2 separate regions of the Homo sapiens genome follow, and region 2 is linked to region 1. Evidence: read pairs that join two places in POLR2A ChIA-PET (ENCODE). Cell type or tissue: PC-9. All regions are shown on one strand.

What was found. ChIA-PET counts read pairs that join two places held together with the same protein. Peaks named below come from ENCODE experiments on the same cell type or tissue, not always from the same donor. Only the 100,000 strongest peaks of a DNase experiment are listed, where the experiment ranks them.
Region 2: POLR2A ChIA-PET joins it to region 1 with 10 read pairs; 2 of 35 experiments call an interaction of 5 or more read pairs at or near these places.

Annotation. Positions count from the first base shown.
Region 1 is chr4:40,669,855-40,677,854 of GRCh38, forward strand. No RefSeq gene overlaps it. Among named protein-coding and RNA genes, the nearest start is that of RBM47, 44 kb to the left of the region's middle. RefSeq lists an enhancer at 2,428-3,627. In PC-9, no CTCF peak of the experiment used is centred here; DNase peaks (open chromatin) are centred at 917, 3,197 and 5,507; H3K4me3 peaks cover 2,100 bases; H3K27ac peaks cover 6,581 bases.
Region 2 is chr4:40,015,433-40,023,432 of GRCh38, forward strand. It overlaps the pseudogene KRT18P25. Among named protein-coding and RNA genes, the nearest start is that of N4BP2, 37 kb to the right of the region's middle. In PC-9, no CTCF peak of the experiment used is centred here; a DNase peak (open chromatin) is centred at 7,299; H3K27ac peaks cover 990 bases.

The DNA of each region.
Region 1 (8,000 bases):
ACATGTGCCTGTAGTCCCAGCTATTTGGGAGGCTGAGGCAGGAGGATTGCTGGAGCCCAGGAAATCGAGACTGCAGCGAGCTGTGATCATGCCACTGCACTCCAGTCTGGGTGACAGAGTGAGACCCTGTCACCAAACAAAAACAAAACAAAAAACTCAGGTATAGTTGAAAGGGGCTTTTTATGAGTAACAAAAGACACTCTTTTCAAATTATCACTTGGGAAATTACAAAGGTTTTAGGAGCTCTAGGCGGGAAATGAAGACAAAGACTAAATATATATTTTTTATTATACTGCAATATCACACTAGTCTTGATTTATTTTCTTTTTTACTTTCTTTTTTTTTTTTTTGAGACTGTCTCACTCTATCACCCAGGCTGGAGTGCAGTGGTGTGATCTTGGCTCACTGCAACCTCTGCCTCCCGGGTTCAAGCGATTCTCCTGCCTCAGCCTCCCGAGTAGCTGGGATTACACACGTGCGCCACCATGCCCGGCTAATTTTTGTATTTTTAGTAGAGATGGGGGATTTCACCATGTTGACCAGGTTAGTCTCGAACTCCTGACCTCAGGTGATCCGCACACCTCGGACTCCCAGATGGCTGAGATTTCAGGCGTGAGCCACTGCGCCCGGTCTTGATTTATTTTCCATTTACCTGTTTATTGTCTGTTTCTTATCCCTAGAATGTGAGAGGACAGGGGCCTTGTCTGCATTGTTCACTGTGGTATCCCCAGCACATGACACAAAACATGTGCTCAGAAAATACTTACTGAAAATACTTACAGAAAATACCTACTTTACAAGCCTCACCTCTACCAAACAACAGGTGGACTCAAGCCCTGGAGGGACAGAGATTAAGGTCTCACAAACACCAGGACATCTGGTCAACCTGGTTCCTCCCAATGCCTGCAGGTGATTGAGAGCTGACCTCAAAGGGACCTCAAAGAAATTCTGGTTTATCTGGAGTTCTAGAGAGGTTAAAGGACTAGCCCTATGTTATACACTCAGTTTACATTTAACATAGGGCTAAAACCAACATTTCCTAATTCCCTACCAACTGAGCTCTAATTTCAAAGTATCTTAGTGTAAGAAGAAATCGCCAGATCCCATCTGCTCTAGTCCTTCCAAACAGCACCCTATCATTACCCGCATTTAAAAGATAAGACATCTGGTGCTAAAAGAAGTAAATGACTTTTCCTAGGTCACACGCCTATTGAAAGGCAAGGAAGGACTTCATTCGTTTTTTTTTTTGTTTTTTTTTTTTTGAGGCGGAATCTCACTCTGTCACCACCAGGCTGGAGTGCAGTGTTGCCATTTCAGCTCACTGCAACCTCCGCCTCCTGGGTTCAGGTGATTCTCCTGCCTCCTGAGTAGCTGAGACTACAGGTGTGTGCCACCACACCCGGCTAATTTTTGTATTTTTAGTAGAGACGGGGTTTCACCATGCTAGCCAGGCTGGTCTTGAACTCCTGACCTCAGGCAATCCACCCACCTCGGCTCCCAAAGTGGTGGGATTACAGGCGTGAGCTACTGCGCCTGGCCTGAAGGACTTCATTCTTACACCACACTGTCTCCAGGTTTTTGTTTTTTTGGTTTTTTTTGAGACGGAGTTTCGCTCTTGTGGCCCAGGCTGGAGTACAATGGTGCAGTCTTGGCTCACTCCAACCTCCGCCTCTCAGGTTCAAGCGATTTTCCTGCCTCAGCCTCACAAGTAGCTGAGATTACAGGCGTGTGCCACAATGCCTGGCTAATTTTGTATTTTTAGTAGAGATGGAGTTTCTCCATGTTGGTCAGGCTGATCTTGAACTCCCGACCTCAGATGATCTGCCCACCTCAGTCTCCCAAAGTGCTGGGATTACAGGCTTGAGCCACTGCACCCGGCCTTGTCTCCAGGTTTTAATCTTCTGTATTCTAGATTTTGTACAACCATGGAATTAAGTATCTTTCCCATATTAGACCCATTAGCAAATACCCCTGAGAGAGAGAGAGAGATTAGGTGCAGAAATAGCTCAGGAATGCCAAATCATTTAACAGATGCAGTGCTTTTGTTCTTGATTCATTAATTCATTCAACAAATATTTGATTCCCTACTATGTGCTGTAAATTATTGTGGATACTGGGAATACAGCAATGAATAAAACAAAACCTCATGCGGGAGAAAGGCAATGACAAACAAATAAACATATTTGTACATCTGAGGCATATCAGGTAGCCAAAGTGCTATGAAGAAGAATAAAGCAGGGGCCGGCGCGGTGGCTCACGCCTGTAATCTCAGCACTTTGGGAGGCCAAGGTGGGTGAATCACCTGAGGTCACGAGTTCGAGACCAGCCTGGCCAACATGGTGAAACCCTATCTCTACTAAAAATACAAAAATTAGCCAGGCATGGTGGCACGTACCTGTAGTCCCAGCAACTTGGGAGGCTGAGACGCGAGAATCGCTCGAACCTGGGAGGTGAAGGTTGCAGTGAGCCGAGATCGTGCCACTGCACCCCAGCCCGGGAGACAGGGCAAGACCCCCTCTTCAAAAAAAAAAAAAAAAAAAGAATAAAGCAGGATAAGGAGACAGTGACGGGCAGGGAACAGCGCTGCTTTAAATAAGTTGGTCAGGGAAAGACACTCCAGTCAGATGCCACTTGAGCAGAGATCTGAGTGAATTAACGACATGAACTAGAGAAAGAATATTCCACGCCAAAGAGAACAGAGGCACAGTGGCCCAAGGCAGGCAGGAGTTTAGCATAACTCAAGGGAGGGTCCAGAGGTCCTGCGGCTGGAGTGGAGTGAGCCGGAAAGAGGAAGGAAAGGTCACATGAAGAGCTGGGGCCAGGTCCTGATGGTAAGTGCTCTTTGGAACTCCTCCTTTTAAAACTGGCGTGTCTTCAGGAAGCTGAATATCTACAAAGCTAGGCCTCGGAGAGAAGGCTTTTCCTGAGTATGTTTGTGTGAGTGATTCCGTGTGTTAACAAAGCGCCCCAGGATTTGCCTTTTCTTCCCCTGTTTCTTGCTGTTAGAATGTTAATCTGGCTAAATCCATTCAGCTTCACTCGTTTGGAAATCAGTCATCTAATGCTTGTAGCGAAAAAAGGAGACAAGCTAATACATCTCAACAGAGCAGATACGTGGGAGCCACTCCCACAGATCAAGATCCTTGCAGAAACCCAAGCCATTGTTCAGCCAATAGTAAATAAGAATCCGAGTCATTCTAAAACTGAGTAGAAAGCTGAGTCATCCTTCCCTCTATCAAGAGCTTTATTCCTTTTGCATCCTGTGGATCTTGGTTGGTTAACACATTACTGAATGGTGACGTGGGTAGGTCTGTCTGCCTGCATCAAATCCTGCCCTAACCACATTCTCAAGATAGTTTTCACCACATTTACTAAACTTCCTTGAACCTCAGTTTCCTCCTCTGCAGGAGGAGGGTATGAATGCTTTATTAGTTTTCTACTGCTGTGTAATAAATTAGCACAGATCTAGAGGGTAAGAGCTACTCCCACTCATCATTTCACAGTGCTGTAGGCCAGAGGCCCCAGATGGCGTAACCAGGTTTTCTGCTAAGAGCCTTGAAACGCTGAAATCAAGATGTTGGTTGTCCGTGTCCTCACCTAGAGCTCAGGGTCTTCCTCCAAGCTCATCCCTGTTGTCAGCAGAATGTAGGTTCCTGCAGTTGTGGGACCGAGGCCTTGTTTCCTCACTGGCTGTCAGCAGAGGCCATTTCTCAGCTCCTTAAGCCTGCCCCCTTCCTCCACAGTGACCCTCTATTCCAAAGCAGCAACTACACACCTAACCCTTCTGACACTTGGAAAACATCTGACTTCTGCTCTCAGCCAGAGAAAGCTCTCTGCTTTTATTCTTTTTTTTATCTACTTATTTATTTTGTAGAGTGGGGATCTCGCTATGTTGCCCAGGCTGATTTTAAACTCCTGGGCTCAAGTGATCCTCTTGCCTTGACCTCCCAAAGTGCTGGGATTACAGGCATGGGCCACCATGCCTGCCGCTTTCTGCTTTAGCAGCTCATGTTCACCCAGATAATCACTCTTTCTTAAGGTCAACTGTGCCATACAACATAATATAATCATCAGAGTGAAATCTCATCATATTCACAGGTTCCAGAGATAAAGGACATCTTTAGGGTCCATTTTAGACATTCTGCCTACAACAAATGCCTTCCTTGCAGAACTCTTTTGAAAATTAGAGATGATGTATGTGTGTAAAATAGTTGCCAGCTGCTAATAGCTGCTATTACTATAAGAGCCTCTTTGATGCAGGGAGCAACTAAGTAACTGAGCTACTCAGTGAATCAAGTATAAGACCAGACTCCGGTGCCAGGGCTGTGGCTCATGCCTATAATCCCAACACTTTGGGAGGCCGAGGCAGGCGGATCACCTGAGGTCGGGAGTTCAAGACCAGCCTGACCAACATGGAGAAACCCTGTCTCTACTAAAAATACAAAATTAGCCAGGCGTGGTGGCGTGTGCCTGTAATCCCAGTTACTCAGGAGGTTGAGGCAAGAGAATAGCTTGAACTGGGAAGGCGGAAGTTGCAGTGAGCGGAGATCACGCCACTGCACTCCAGGCTGGGTGACAGAGCGAGACTCCGTCTCAAAAAAAAAAAAAAGATCAGACTCCAAACAGTCTATGGTAAACACCTATCATTACCTTTCTTATATGTATGAATATTAAAACAGCATTTCACGCATAACAAGTACACTGTTTTTATTGGAGCATTTATTAATGAGTTGATTTGGAAGTTCACCTTAGACAAAGATTGAGTTCCTCCCCTTTTCTCTGAATACATTATTTCTCTCTTTTATCAAATCATTTTGGCAAAGCTGCTGCTTCTTCTTCCTTCTCATGTACTTTGGTGGAGTTCCTTAACACAGGACTCTGCATTTGGCTTTTATAGCACAAGTATTGCTATGATCTGAATTTGGTGATCCTCCAAAATCCATACTGAAATCTCTTTTTCTTTTTTTTTTTTTTTTTTTTGAGATGGAGTCTCACTCTGTTACCCAGGCTGGAGGGCAGTGGCACAATCTCAGCTCACTGAAACCTGCACCACCCGGGTTCAAGGGATTCTTGTGCCTCAGCCTCCCAAGTAGCTGGAACTACAGGCACGAGCTACCATGCCTAGCTAATTTTTTTTTTTTCCAGAGACGAGTCTTACTCTGTCACCCAGGCTGGAGTGGAGTGCAGTGGCACGATCTCGGCTCACTGCAACACCTCCACCTACTGGGTTCAAGTGATTCTCCCGCCTCAGTCTCCCCAGTAGCTGAGACTACAGGCACCCTCCACCATGCCTAGCTAATTTTTGTATTTTTAGTAGAGACGAGGTTTTGTCGTGTTGATCAGGCTGGCCTCAAACTCCTGACCTCAGGTGATCCGCAAACCTCGGCCTCCCAAAGGGCTGGGATTACAGGCATGAGCCACCACACCCAGCCAAAACTTTAAGGACTAAGAGCTAGACCATAATGTGTCAGAAGACTCTTTTCCCCTCTGCCATGGCAACTGGCAATATTCCAAATAGCTTCTGTTCTTTTAGCCTGGGGGATACCTGTAATTATAGCATAACACAGTCCACCTGGGACTCTCACAGTGGCGACACTGAATATTTCTATGCAACCTTAAAAATCTCCACAGATTGGCCAGGCATGGTGGTTCACTCCTCTAATCCCAGCACTTTGGGAGGCCGAGGAGGGAAGATCACCTGAGGTCAGGAGCTCGAGACCAGCCTGGCCAACATGGTGAAACCCCATCTCTACTAAAAATACAAAAATTAGCCAGGCGTGGTGGTGGGTTCCTGTAATCCCAGCTACTCAGGAGGCTGAGGCAGGAGAATCCCTTGAACCCGGGAGGCAGAGGTTGCAGTGAGCTGAGATCACGCCACTGCACTCCAGCCTGGGCAACAGAGTGAGACTCTATCTAAAAAAAAAAAAATCTCCACAGATAGGTTTATTATTATTCCTGTTTTACAGACTGTGTAACTAAGGCTCAGAGAAGTCAAAGAACGTGCCCATAGTCACATCTAGTAAGTGGTTAAAGCCAAAATTCAAACCCAGACCACTGGATTCCTAAATCTGAGCTTCTAACTATAGCCAGTAAAAGCCTGACCTAATGTAATGGAAATGGAGATGAACAAATGTGCCTAGAAAAGTGAAGTTTTTTTTGTTTTGTTTTGAGATGGCGTCTCGCTCTATAGCCCAGGCTGTAGTGCAGTGGCGCAATCTTGGCTCACTGCAGCCTCCACCTCCTGGGTTCAAGGGATCCTCCTGCCTCAGCCTTTTGAGTAGCTGGGATTACAGGCACCCGCCACCACACCCAGCTAATTTTTCTATTTTTAGTAGAGACAGGGTTTCATGGTGTTTGTCAGGCTGGTCTCAAACTCCTGACCTCAGGTGATCCACCCACCTCTGCCTCCAAAGTACTGGGATTACAGGCGTGAGCCATCTTGCACGGCCCCATTTTTTCTTTATTTCTAAAAATAAAATTTGTTGGACAATCTGGGGAGGATGAGCTAAGGTATGGATTTTCTTTGTATTTATATTGCTTGGGATTCACTGAGCTTCTTGGATTTATTGATATTTTCATCAACTTTGGGAAATGTTGGGCCATTCGTTCTTCCGTTATTTTTCTGTCCCATTCTCACTGTCTTTTTTTGGGACATCAGTTACATGTAGGTCTAATATTGTCCTCCAGGTCTCTGAGGCTGTATTAATTTTTTTCCAATCTTTTTTCTCTGTTTTTCGAATAGGATAATTCTTATTGGTTGGTCTTTGGGTTTACTGACTGTTTTGCCATCTTCCGTCTGCTGTTAAGTCTTTCCAGTGAGTTTTGTTATTTTATTTTGCCTTTCAGTTCTAGAGTTTGCATTTGCTTCTTTTTTAGAGTTTCCATTTCTCTGCTGAGGTTCCCTACTTACTCATTAAGATAATATTTTCCTTTATTTTGAACATATTTACATGTGTTCCTTTAATTCTTTAAATATCTTTATTTTTAATTTTTTTTTTGAAATAGAGATGAGGTTTCGCTATGTTGCCCAGGCTGGTCTCAAACTCCTGGACTCAAGCAATCTGCCAGCCTCGGCCTCTTAAACTGCTGGGATTACAGGCATGAGCCACTATGCCTGGTCTTTTTTTCCTTTAGAGACAAGATCTCCTCTGTCACTCAGGCTGGAGTGCAGTGGCACGATCATAGCTCGCTGCAGCTTTAAACTTCTGGGCTCAAGCGATCCTCCCTCCTCAGCTTCCTGAGTAGCTAGGACAATAGGCACAAGCCACCATACCCAGCTAATTTTTACTTTTCTTTTCTTTTCTTTTCTTTTTTTTGAGACGAGAGCTCACTCTTGTCACCCAGGCTGGAGCGCAGTGGCGCGATCTCGGCTCACTACAACCTCCAACTCGCTGATTCAAGTGATTCTCCTGCCTCAGCCTCCTGAGTAGCTAGGATTACAGGTGCGCACCACCATGCCCAGCTAATTTTTGTATTTTTGGTAGAGATAGGGTTTCACCATATCGGCCAGGATGGTCTCGATCGCTTGATCTTGTGATCTGCCCGCCTCAGTCTTTCAAAGTGCTGGGATTACAGGCGTGAGCCACTGCGCCTAGCCTTTACTTTTGTTTTTTTAGTAGAGACAGGGTATTATTATTATTATTATTATTATTATTATTATTATTTTACTTTATTTATTTATTTTTTTTGAGACAATCTTGCTCTGTCACCAGGCTGGAGTGTAGCGGCGTGATCTCAGCTCATGCAACTTCCACCTCCCAGGTTCAATCAATTCTCCTGCCTCAGGCTCCCGAGTAGCTGGGACTATAGGCGCCTGCCACCATGCCCAGCTAATTTTTGTGTTTTTAGTAGAGAGGGGGTTTCACCATGTTGGCCAGGCTGGTCTCGAACTCCTGACCTCAAGTGATCTGCCCACCTCGGCCTCCCAACGTGCTGGGATTACAGGCGTGAGCTACTGCGCCCGGCCACGAGACAGGGTAGTATTATATTTCCCAGGCTTG
Region 2 (8,000 bases), 650 kb before region 1:
TCTGAAAAAAAAAAAAGATGAAATGTATTTATACACCCATAAATACATAGATTTATGGGTGTATATACATAAATACAGTAAGTATTCATAATACTTACTGTATTTAATACATAAATACATAAATACAGTAAGTATTCAATAATATTTAATAAATACTATTATTGTGGTTGAAACTTTAGAAAATTCAAACAATTAGAAAGAGCAAGAAAAGGTAATTTTTGTGTTTTTAGTAGAGGAGGGGTTTCGCCATGTTGGCCAGGCTGGTCTCGAACTCCTGGACGTCTACTCCTGACCTCAAGTGATCCGCCTGCCTCGGTCTCCCACAGTGCTGGGATTACAGGCGTGAGCCACCGTGCCCAGCCACCAGGCTAATTTTTTTTGTATTTTTAGTAGAGACAGGGTTTCACCATGTTGGCCAGGCTGGTCTTGAACTCCTGACCTCAATGATCCACCTACCTTGGCCTCCCAGATTGCTGGGATTACAGGCATGAGCCACTGTGCCCAGCCAGGATTTTATTACAAAGGAAGAAGAAATGAGATTAGTGAATCAAAACTATACATATTTTTATTATCTATTACAGTTTATTATACATAGTATTATATCATTGTATGTTTTTAATATTTATTGAATACCAGGAAAATATACAATAAAAATGTTTTTCTTTAAAACAAATTAAAGTGGGCTGGGCATGGTGGCTCACGCCTATAATCTTAGCACTTTTGGAGGCCCAGATAGGAGGATTGCTTGAGCCCAGGAGGTTGAGACCAGCCTGGGCAATGTAGTGAGACCCCATCTCTACATACAAAAACTAGCCAGGCATGATGGTGCCTGCCTGTAATCTCAGTTACTTGGGAGGTTGAGGTGGAAAGATTGCTTGAGCCCAGGAGGTTGAGGCTGTAGTGGACTGAGACCGTGCCACTGTACTCCAGCCTGGGCAGCAGAAGGAAACTCTATCTCAAAAAAAAAAAAGAAAAAAGAAAAGGAAAAGTTAGCCAGGCATGGTGAAGCATACCTTTAGTCCCAGCTACTTGAGAGGCTGAGGTAAGAGGATAGCTTGTGCCTCGGAGGTTGAGGTTGTAGTGACTCACTGCGCTCCAACCTGGGCTACAGAGAAACACCCTGTCTCACAGACACACCAAAAAACCAAAAAACATTAATTATTTTTCCCCAAGTAAAGATCTTTCTTTTTTTTTTTTTTTTTTTTGAGATGGAGTCTCGCTCTGTCCCCCAGGCTGGAGTGCAGTGGCACATTCTCAGCTCACTGCCAGCTCTGCCTCTTGGGTTCACGCCATTCTCCTGCCTCAGCCTCCCAAGTAGCTGGGACTACAGGCACCTGCCACCACACCCGGCTAATTTTTTTGTATTTTTAGTAGAGACGGGGTTTCACCGTGTTAGCTAGGATGGTCTCGATCTCCTGACCTCATGATCCGCCCGCCTTGGCCTCTCAAAGTGCTGGGATTACAGGTGTGCGCCATCGCACCCGGCCAAAGATCTTTCTTGTTACCTACCGTGAACATAACAAAGTAGTGTTTTTAAAAGTACGAAGACTGTAGCAGAATGGCTATATTTAAGTCATGGCTCCATAGTTTACTTGCGGTTATACAACTTTGGATGTCACTTAACCTCTCTAGTTGGAATTTTGTTGTCCATAATGTGAGGATGATAATAGTACCTACCTCATAGGGTTGCTACGAAGATGAAATGGGCCAGGTGCAGTGGCTTAAGCCTGTAATCCCAACACTTTGGGAGTCTGAGGACAGCAGATCACTTGAGGGCAGGAGTTCGAAACCAGCCTCGCTAAGATGGTGAAAACCCATCTCTACTAAAAGTACAAAAATTAGCCAGGCGCAGTGGCTCACACCTGTAATCCCAGCACTTTGGGAGGCTGAGGCAGGCAGATCACCTGAGGTCAGGAGTTTGAGACCAGCCTGGCCAACATGGTAAAACTCCATCTCTACTAAAAATACAAAAATTAGCTGGCAAAGCCCAGCCCATGGTTCCAACGCCCAGCCTCTAATCTTAGCTTTTTGGGAGGCTGAGGCAGGAGAATCTCTTGAAGCCAGGAGGTGGAGGTTGCGGTGAGCCAACATCGCATGACTGCACTCCAGACTGGGTGACATGTCAAGTGAGACTCTGTCTCCAAAAAAAAAAAAAAAAAAAAAAAAACAATAACAATAAAAATACAAAAATCAGCTGGGAGTGGTAGTGCACGCCTGTAGCCCCAGGTATTCGGGAGCCTGAGACAGAAGAATCGCTTGAACCTGGGGGGCAGAAGTTGCTGTGAGCCGAGATCATGCCACTGCACTCCAGCCTGGGAGACAGAGTGAGATTCCATCTCAAAAAAAAAAAAAAAAGATGAAATGTATTTATATACACCCATAAATACATAGAGCAGTAAGTATTCAATAATATTCAATAAATACTATTATTGTGGTTGAAACTTTAGAAAATTCAAAAAATTAGAAAGAGCAAGAAAAGGTAATCAATAATCCATCTTCCAAAGGCAACCGATATTAAAATGTTGAAGTATTTACTTACAATAAAATTTCTATGGATATTTGTACCCAGTGGAAATACTTATGTATGTGATTTGTATGTTATTTTTTATTTTTATTTTTTAGACCAGATCTTGCTCTGTCATGCAGCCCCCTGCCTTAGTAGCTGGGATTACAGGTGTGCACCACCTCGCCTGACTAATTTTTGTATTTTTTGTAGAGAGGAGGTTTCACCATGTTGACCAGGCTGATCTTGAACTCCTGGGCTCAGGTGCTCCACCTGCCTTGGCCTCCCAAAGTGCTGGGATTACAGGTGTGAGCCACCGCGCCCAGCTGATGATTTGTACTCTTCTTTAGTCCAGAGCCTCTCTTCTCTTCTTCATTCTGCTTTGTGTCTCAGGAGGGACTCATGAGGACTCCATCAATGGATTCTATTGAGCTCTTCTATTTGGGTTTACCTAATGGGGACACTATGATAGGGTATTAATTTCCCTTCTCCTTTGAGGGAGTGGGGTGGGTTGGCTGTGCCCCTTTACTGAAGGTCTCACCTCTTCTCAGATGCTCTTTCTTGGGATCTCCATTTCAGCCTATGTTTGATAACTGCTGTTGATAGACAGCTGCAACAAGTTCTGCAATAATCTTTTTTTTTTTTTGAGACGGAGTCTCTCTCTGTCGCCCAGGCTGGGGTGCAGTGGCGCAATCTCGGCTCACTGCAAGCTCCGCCTCCCGGGTTAACGCCATTCTCCCGCCTCAGCCTCCTGAGTAGCTGGGACTACAGGCACCCACCACCACGCCCGGCTAATTTTTTTTTGTATTTTTAGTAAAGACGGGGTTTCACCGTGTTCGCCAGGATGGTCTTGATCTCCTGACCTCGTGATCTGCCCGCCTCTGCCTCCCAAAGTGCTGGGATTACGGGTGTGAGCCACCGGGCCCGGCCAAGTTCTGCAATAATCTTTATTGGTTTCCCTAAACCTTTTGCAAATGATCCCTTTGCTAAATCGCCTCAAATTACCCAGTTTGAGTGTACCATGTCCTTTCTTCTAGGACTTTGATACATAGGAGAAGAACAATGTTTTTTTTTCAGGAAGATTAATTTTAGTAGCTGTATAATATTCTATAGTGCCAATATACCAACAATAATAGCAATTACTTAATGTGCATGTCAGGTGCTTTATAGACATCATTTTATTCAGTAATTAGCACCTCCAGAGATTCGTATTTTACAGATGAGGAAAGTGACTTCAGGGAAGGCTGAAAACTTATTTGCCTGAGGTTACAGAGCTGACAAGCAGCAAGGTCAGTCTTCAGAATCTGTATTCTTCCCACTAAACCCAGTGGTTCCAAAGCCCAGCTAATCATGAAAGAGAAAAATCTGGCTGGCACGGTGGCTCACGCCTGTAATCCCAACACTTTGGGAGGCTAAGGCAGGCAGATCTTTTGAGCTTTTGACCAGCCTAGCCAACCTGGGAAAACCACATCTCTACTACAAATACAAAACTTAGCCAGGTGTGGTGGCGCGCACCTGTACTCTCAGCCACTTGGGAGGCTGAAACACAAGAATCATTTGAATCTGGGAGGCAGAGGTTGCAGTGAGCTGAGATCGAGCCACTGAACTCCAGACTGGGTGAGGGAGTGAGACTCTGTCCAAAAAAAAAAAAAAAAAAGAGAGAGGGAGAGAAATCTATTTCCACTCCCAGAGATCTTAACTTAGTAGCTCAAGAGTAAGACCCATAAATCTCTATTTTTATAAAAGTTCCTCAGGGGATTCTGATGATAAGCTGGATTTGGGAAAGAAAGCACAGTTTACCTCATCTTAATATACTGATGTTTCCTTTTTATTGGATATTTAGATCATCTTTTGTCCTTATAAATAAGACCAAAATAAAGATGGTTATATATAAAGCCTTGCCCATATTTAATACTGTTCACATAATACAAATCTCAAAAGAATGAATAGTGAATCAAAAACAGAAATATTTTTGGCTGGGCGTGGTGGCTCATGCCTGAGGATCACCTGAAGTCAAGAGTTTTAGATCAGCCTGGCCAACATGGTGAAACCCTGTCTCTACTAAAAAAAAAAATTAGCCAGGTGTGGTGGCACACATCTGTAATCCCAGCTACTTGGGAGGCTGAGGCATGAGAATCACTTGAGTCTGGGAGGCGGAGGTTGCAGTGAGCTGAGATCACGCCACTGCACTCCAGCCTGGGCTACGGAGCAAGACTCCATCTTAATAAATAAATAAATTAAAAAAATAAATAAATAGTCATCGGCAAAGCCTGAGTCCTGTCCTCTCACTCCTCCCCGGACAGAATGAGCTTCACCATTCGTTCCACCTTCTCCACCAGCTACTGGTCCCTGAGCTCTGTCCAGGTGCCCAGCTACGGCGCTCGGCCAGTCAGCAGCTCTGCCAGCATCTATGCAGGTGCCGGGGGCTCTGGTTCCTGGATCTCCGTGTCCCGTTCCACCAGCTTCCGGCTCGGCATTGGGTTCCAGGGCCTGGCTGCTGGGATGGCCGGGGGTCTGGCAGGAATGGGAGGCACCCAGAACTATAAGGAGGCCATGCAAAGCCTGAACGACCGCCTGGCCTCCTACCTGGACAGAGTGAGGAGCTTGGAGACCGAGAACTGGAAGCTGGAGAGCAAAATCCGGGAGCATCTGGAGAAGAAGGGACTCCAGGTCAGAGTCTGGAGCCATTACTTCAAGACCATCGAGGACCTGAGGGCTCAGATCTTCGCAAATACTGTGGACAATGCCTTCATCTTTCTGTAGATCAACAATGCCCGTCTTGCTGCTAATGACTTTGGAGTCAAGTATGAGACAGAGCTGGCCCTGTGCCAGTCTGTAAAGAACTACATCCATGGGCTCTGCAAGCTCACTGATGACACCAATGTCACTTGGCTGCAGCTGGAGACAGAGATCGAGGCTCTCAAGGAGGAGCTGGTCTTCATGAAGAAGAACCACAAAGATTAAGTAAAAGGTCTACAAGCTCAGACTGCCAGCTCTGGGTTGACCGTGGAGGTAGATGACCCCAAATCTCAGGACCTTGCCAGGATCATAGCAGACATCCAGGCCCAATATGATGAGCTGGCTTGAAAGAACTGAGGGGACCTAGACAAGTACTGGTCTCAGCAGATTGAGGAGAGACCACAGTGGTCACCACGCAGACCGCCAAGGTTGGAGCTGCTGAGATGCTGCTCACGGAGCTGAGACATACAGTCCAGTCCTTGGAGATCGACCTGGACTCCATGAGAAATCTGAAGGCCAGCTTGGAGAACAGCCTGAGGGAGATGGAGGCCCGGTACACCCTGCAGATGGAGCAGCTCAACGGGATCCTGCTGCACCTGGAGTCAGAGCTGGCACAGACCCGGGCAGAGGGACAGTGCCAGGCCCAGGAGTAGGAGGCCCTGCTGAATATCAAGGTCAAGCTAGAGGCTGAGATTGCCACCTACCTGCCTGCTGGAAGACGGCAAGGACTTCAATCTTGGTGATGCCCTGGACAACTCCATGCAAACCATCCAAAAGACCACCACCCGCAGGATAGTGGATGGCAAAGTGGTGTCTGAGACCAATGACACCAAAGTTCTGAGACGTTAAGCCAGAAGAAGCAGGGTACCCTTTGGGGAGCAGGAGGCCAATAATAAGCTCAGAGATAAAATAAATAAATATTTTTAAGATTTTTGGTTTTTTTGAGATGGAATCTTGCTCTGTTACCCAGGCTGGAGTGCAGTGGGGCGATCTCGGCTCACTGCAACCTCCACCTCCCGGGTTCAAGCAATTCTCCTACCTCACATTCTGGAGCAGCTGGGACTACAGGCACACTCCACCACGCCCAGCAAATTTTTGTATTTTTTTTTTTTTTGAGACGGAGTCTCGCTCTGTCGCCCAGGCTGGAGTGCAGTGGCGCAATCTCAGCTCACTGCAAGCTCCGCATCCCGGGTTCAGGCCATTCTCCTGCCTCAGCCTCCCGAGTAGCTGGGACTACAGGCGCCTGCAACCACACCCGGCTAATTTTTTGTATTTTTAGTAGAGAAGGGGTTTCACTGTGTTAGCCAGGACGGTCTCGATCTCCTGACCTCGTGATCCACCCGCCTCGACCTCCCAAAGTGCTGGGATTACAGGCATGAGCCACTGCGCCTCGCCAAATTTTTGTATTTTTAATAGAGATGGGGGTTTCACCATATTGGCCAGCCTGGTCTGGAACTCACCACCTTGGCCTCCCAAAGTGTTGGGATTACAGGCATGAGCTACAGTGCCCAGCCGATTTTTGATATGTTTTATTCAAACATTCATTCATTCGGCTACTTAAATATTCATTTAAAAATTCTGCATGCTTTCCCTGACTGGCCAACATGGCGAAACCCCATCTCTGCTAAAAATACAAAAATTGCCAGGCACGGTGGCTCATGCCTGCAATCCCAGCACTTTGGGAGGCTGAGGAGGGCAGATCACCTGAGGTCAAGAGTTCGAGACCAGCCTGGTCAATGTGATGAAACCTTGTCTCTACTAAAAATACAAAAATTAGCTTGGCATGGTGGTGGGCTCCTGTAGTCCCAGCTACTCAGGAGGCTGAGGCAGGAGAATCGCTTGAACTCGTGAGGCGGAAGTTGCAGTGAGCAGAGATTGTGCCACTGCACTCCAGCCTGGGAGACACAGCCAGACTCTGTCTCAAACAAAACAAAACAAAACAAAACAAAACAAAACAAAGCAAAACAAAACATCACAAAAATTAGCAGGGCGTGGCGGCACATGCCTGTAATTCCAGCTACTTGGGAGGCTGAGTCATTAGAATCAGTTGAACCTGGGAGTTAGAGGTTACAGTGAGCCAGAATTGCACCATTGCACTCCAGCCTGGGCAAAAGAGTAAAACTCCATCTCAGAAAAAAAAAATATTCTGCATTCTTTCTACAAATATTTATTAGACGTTTATCATGTGCCAAGCACTACGCCAGAGTTTTGAAATACAACAGTGAGGCCAGATGCGGTGGCTCATGCCTGTAATCCCAGCACTTTGGGAGGCTGAGGCAGGAGGATCACCTGAGGTCAGGAGTTCAAGACCAGCCTGGCCAACATCGTGAAACCCCATCTCTACTAAAAACAAAAAAACTAGCCAGGCGTGGTGGTACAGGCCTGTAATCCCAGTTACTTGGGAGCCTGAGGCAGAAGAATCGCTTGAACCCCGGAGGCAGAGGTTGCAGTGAGCTGGGATCGCGCCATTGCACTCCAGCCTGGGTGACAAGAGTGAAACTCCATCTCAAAAAAAAAAAAAAAAAGAAAAAAGAAAAAAGAAAAAATCTGCATTGTTTCTACAAACATTTATTAGAAATTTATCATGTGCCATGCACTGTGCCAGAGTTTTAAAATAGTGAGGCCGGGTGTGGTGGCTCATGCCTGTAATCCCAGCACTTTAGGAGGCCAAGGCAGGAGAATCACTTAAGCCCAGGAGTTTGAGACCAGCCTGGGCAAAGTGGTAAAACCCTGGCTCTACTAAAAATACAAAAATTAG